2 separate regions of the Homo sapiens genome follow, and region 2 is linked to region 1. Evidence: read pairs that join two places in POLR2A ChIA-PET (ENCODE). Cell type or tissue: GM12878. All regions are shown on one strand. Region 1 overlaps CCNYL1 (cyclin Y like 1). Region 2 overlaps INO80D (INO80 complex subunit D).

Region 1 (2,500 bases):
TGAAGGTAAGTTAAAGCAAGACTGAACACTGACATAGAAGGAGGTAGAGCAGTGTTTCGGAAACCAGATTTAGGATTGTCAGAAGCTAGGAAAGCAAAAGCAAGGCATGAGTGAGCATGAGACTGGAGCTTGGCTGGTACTGTGTGACCTCAGATGAGGCAGGGCAGCTCAAGACCCATCAGGTAAGACTTACCTGATGGGTGGAACGTGTGAACTTAGATAAAATCTCAGCGTTTACATCATAGTTGAGAGGTTTGAAATGTTTGTGTTATGGACCGTAAGACTAATACAGTGTGCAGTATGGTAGAGCAGGTCAGTAAATGCAGTAAGCCTTTAAATAAACAGATGCCCAGCAGTTGGCCCAGAAACTGCCAATGTCTCCTGTTTAATTGGGATATATTGAAATCAATATGTTGAACTCAATCTCTTTCTCTGAAATATGCTGCTTCTGTCAGTTACTTTCTTGGTTGCTGCCCTCTCCCTTTAATATTTTGACAAGAAAAATAATTTCTTTACAGTTTACAATTGCATAATTTTAACACTTTTAGCCTTTAGTAATAATGCATTTCATTTATTCTAAGTTCCATATTTTTACATTTTTAATTAACATCTGTGAAATTGAGATGGCTGATAGATTCAAGGAGAAGCAGTGTTCAATGTCAGTGGATCTTACAGATTTCTTCCCCTGAGGGGGGTGTTTATATTAAGACCTGAGTTTAATTTTTTTTTGTCTTACTTGCCCCCCATCATACTATCATGCTTTCGAATTAAGTTGCAATTTAAATTGATAATACAAAACTGGTGGGTCTTAAAATACAATTTTATACATAACCCCTAACCATGATATCAAAAACTATTTCTTCTAGTTTCAAACATTCTTAGGAGTTTTTTGTTTTTTTTTTTTTTGTTTTGAGACAGAGTCTTGCTCTGTTGCCAGGCTGGAGTGCAGTGGCGCCATCTCGGCTCACTGCAACCTCTGCCTCCTGAGCTCAAGCAATTCTCCTGCCTCAGCCTCGGTGGCAGCTCCTGGCTGGCTAGCAGTGCTAGAGTACAGCCCTGCCTTTCTCCTTTGGTTCTTGGGAAGTCCCAAGAGAAATGTAATTGATTGGCCAGCTGTAAGTCACATGCCCACCCTAAAACCCCTGAGTTGAGGGAGTGCCAGCTTGTTACTTGGGCTTATTTGGCTTTTTTCTCTATATCTTATCATTTCTGTTATCCTAGTTGCCTTGGATTTTTTTTTTTTTTTTTGAGATGTAGTCTTGCTCTGTTGACCAGGCTGGGGGGCAGTGGTGTGATCTTGGTTCACTGCAACCTCTGCCTCCTGGGTTCAAGCGATTCTTCTGCTTCAGCCTCCCGAGTAGCTGGGACTAGAGGTGCACGCCATCACGCCTGGCTGATTTTTTTGTATTTTTAGTAGAGATGGGGTTTCACTGGGTTGGTCAGGCTGGTCTCGAACTCCTGACCTCATGATCTGCCAGCCTCAGCCTCCCAAAGTATTGGGATTACAGGCATGAGCCACCATGCCCAGCCGCCTTGGATATTTCTTATATTTACACAGTAGCACATCTTGGTTTTCTTATATTTAAATACATAGTAGCACATCTTGATTTGGGGCGGGGGAGGTGTGTGTGTGAAGCCTGCTCCTCTTTGATTTTGGTACTTAATTTTCCTGGACTTCATTGAAAATTCCTAATTAAACTTTATCATGACATAGGTACTGATTCATAATATGGCTTCTTCTGTAAACATTAGTTATTTTTTAGATTCAAATGGTAGTATATTTGCTTTCTTTTTGAAAGGAAGTAGTCATGAATCCTTTTAGAAGCTTTAGGTAGAGGCTGGGTGTGGTGGCTCACGCCTGTAATCCCAGAACTTTGGGAGGCCGAGGGGGGCAGATCACAAGGTCAGGAGTTTGAGACCAGCCTGGCCAGCATGGTGAAACCCAGTCCCTACTAAAAATACAAAAATTAGCCGGGCATGGTGATGCGTGCCTGTAGTCCCAGCTAGTTGGGAGGCTGAGGCAGGAGAATCACTTGAACCCGGGAGGTGGAGGTTGCAGTGAGCCAAGATTGCACCACAGCACTCCAGCCTGGGCGAAAGAGTGAGACTCTTCTCTCGGAAAAAAAAAAAAAGGAGCTTTAGGTAGAGGCAGCTGTGAAAGTCTCTGCCTGTCATTTTGTGCACAAATGATTTTATTTTTCCAAATAGCTTAAAATTGTCACGTCATCTTTTCAAGATGTGGAAAAACTTCAAACATAATTTTTGTGTGGGTCTTTTACATAAGAATAGTTTCCTCTAAAAGCAGTTTAAAAAAGTTGAGTGAAGGACTTTCCATGGAGAACAAAGCAGTTGGTTTAGGTATGTAAGTTTTTAGTGATCTGGCAGTACTATTAAAATGGATGATTCATAATTCATTTTAACCAGGAAGTCCCAAAATTATGTTCATATAAGATTCTAACCAAATTACTTGGAAGAGAGAAAAGGATTCTAGGTAGATAAA
Region 2 (2,500 bases), 1.6 Mb before region 1:
CTGGACCTCTCTGCAGCATCTGACACTGCTGACCACTTTCTCTTTCTTGAAAATCTCTCCTTTCTGACCAGTCAGTGAGTTCTTTTCTCTTGACCCCCTTGCTTCCATGCCAATATACTCCAAGGTTCGTTTAATCTTACTTTACAGGGGTGCAAGATGAAATGCCTACATGGGCTGGAAGAGTAGGCCAGGGGCATTCTTTGGCATACTTTGCTCAAATCATTTCCAGCAAGTTGTTGCAATGTTTACAAAAAAAAAAAAAAAAAAAAAAAAAAAGGTTGACCCAGAACTTCCAGCTCTTCCATGTTATTAAAAGAAGATAGGGCCAAGCACAGTGGCTCAGGCCTGTAATCCCAGCACTTTGGGAGACCGAGGCAGGTGCATCACCTGAGGTCAGGAGTTCAAGACCAGCCTGGCCAACATGGCGAAACCCTGTCTCTACTAAAAATACAAAAATTAGCCGGCGTGGTGGCACGCGCCTGTAGTCCCAGCTACTCAGGAGGCTGAGGCAGAAGAATCGCTTGAACCGGGGTGGTGGAGATTGCAGTGAGCTGAGATCGTGCCACTGCACTCCAGCCTGGCAACACAGCGAGACTCCATCTCAAAAAAATAAATAAAAGAAGATAAAAATCCAAATTTCCCCACAAAATACCTTAATTGTTTTCATGTCAGCAGCTCCTTTAAACTTTTGAACATATGAAGGCCGGGGGTGGTGACTCACACCTGTAATTCCAACACTATGGCAGGCTGAGGCAGAAGGATCACTTGAGCCCCTTTGTTTGAGCCCAGCCTGGGGCAACATAGTAAGACCCTGTCTCCATTTAAACAAAAACAACAAAAAAAGAAAAAGACAGCCAGGCGCGGTGGCTCACGCCTGTAATCCCAGCACTTTGGGAGGCCAAGGCAGGTGGATCACGAGATCAGGAGTTCAAGACTAGCCTGGCCAAGATGGTGAAACCCCGTCTCTACTAAAAACACAAAAATTACTGGGTGTGGTGGTGGGCGCCTGTAATCCCAGCTACTCGGGAGGCTGGGGCAGAGAATTGCTTGAACCTGGGAGGCAGAGATTGCAGTGAGCCAATCGCACCACTGCACTCTAGGCTGGGCAACAGAGTGAGACTTTGTCTCAAAAAAGAAAAGAAAAAGACATGTAACCCTAAGTTATTTTATAAATCTGTTTCCTCATGTATGAAAAGGTACTGAAGAAAAATCAGAAACCATCACAAAAAGTGTGGGTCAAACAAAACATTTCTATAGGCTTTATCTTTTTTTTTTTCTGAGTTAAGTTCTCCCTTTGCCACCCAGGCTGAAGTGCAGTGGTGTGATCAAGATTCACTGCAACCTTGACCTCCTGAGTTCAAGCGATCCTCTCACCTCAGCCTCCTGAGTAGCTGGGACTACAAAAATGCACTACCACACCTGGCTAATTTTTGTATTTTTTGTAGAGACAGGGTTTCACCACTTTGCCCAGGCTGGTCTCAAACTCCTGAGCTCAAGTGATCCGCCCACCTTGGCCTCCCAGAGTGCTGGGACTACAGTTGTGAGCCATGGTACCAAGCCTACCCCAGGTTTCAAACCAAATGTATACAACTGCATATGTGGATTTTTCTGGAGAAGTGTCCAAGACTAAGAACCACTGACTAGCCCAAATTTGTCTACTTCTACCATTTCAGCAGCCGTCTGTGAGGATGAGTCCCACATTTACATCCAGTCCACCTATGAGATCGCCTTACCTCCTTAACATGCCTCTGCCACTGCTACCTCCTCTCAATTGCCATTGCCACCACCTTAGTTCAAACCCTCTTCAAATCTCTTGTCAGGAGCTGCCTCACTGGTCTAATTACAGTCTTGTCCTCCTTTTTCCTACTCTGTATAACTCAAATCCTCTAAATCTCAAGTAATTTATGTGGCCAAAGACTTTCAGGGTCTGCTTGTCACGTAAAAGAAATCCAAACTCCTTCCCCTAACACAGAAACTCCTTAGGACCTGGCCAGACTGACCTTTCCCTCTCACTATTTATTCCCCTCCTCCTCCAACTCCTGGGAGGTAACAGAACCACAATTTGCAACACAGGATACTCTTTTGTCCCTAAACTTTGATTCCTACTTACAGGTCACACCTTATGGAATGCCGAACTCCTCCCATTCGCTTAGGACAGAAACTTCCCCTGCAAAGCCCTCACTTTAAAACCTAGCCTGCCCTTTAGGCCAGAATAGAAGAATATTCCTCCAGGCTAAGCTATTACTTAACATTCACATTGGCATTGTAAATGTCAGCTTATTTTTCTTCTCCAATAGACTAAAAACTCCTCAAGGGCAGAGAACGTGTCTCTATTGCAAAGCTCAGAGCTACAACAGAGAAGCTAATCTGTTAAATGAATGAACCAGCAGCTGCTCCTACCAATCAAGTCAGGTAAACATGCCCAGGACTCTAAAGTGAGCCTATCAATTCTACAAACTGCTCAGTGCCTTCAAAACCATGCAACACTACCGTCCACGGG

The links. Peaks named below come from ENCODE experiments on the same cell type or tissue, not always from the same donor. Only the 100,000 strongest peaks of a DNase experiment are listed, where the experiment ranks them.
Region 2: POLR2A ChIA-PET joins it to region 1 with 5 read pairs; 5 of 35 experiments call an interaction of 5 or more read pairs at or near these places.

Annotation. Positions count from the first base shown.
Region 1 is chr2:207,720,843-207,723,342 of GRCh38, forward strand. The region is part of intron 1 of CCNYL1 (cyclin Y like 1); the gene reads left to right. Among named protein-coding and RNA genes, the nearest start is that of CCNYL1, 10 kb to the left of the region's middle. In GM12878, no CTCF peak of the experiment used is centred here; a DNase peak (open chromatin) is centred at 1,115; H3K27ac peaks cover 263 bases.
Region 2 is chr2:206,077,813-206,080,312 of GRCh38, forward strand. The region is part of intron 1 of INO80D (INO80 complex subunit D); the gene reads right to left. Among named protein-coding and RNA genes, the nearest start is that of INO80D-AS1, 5.6 kb to the right of the region's middle. In GM12878, no CTCF peak of the experiment used is centred here; no DNase peak of the experiment used is centred here.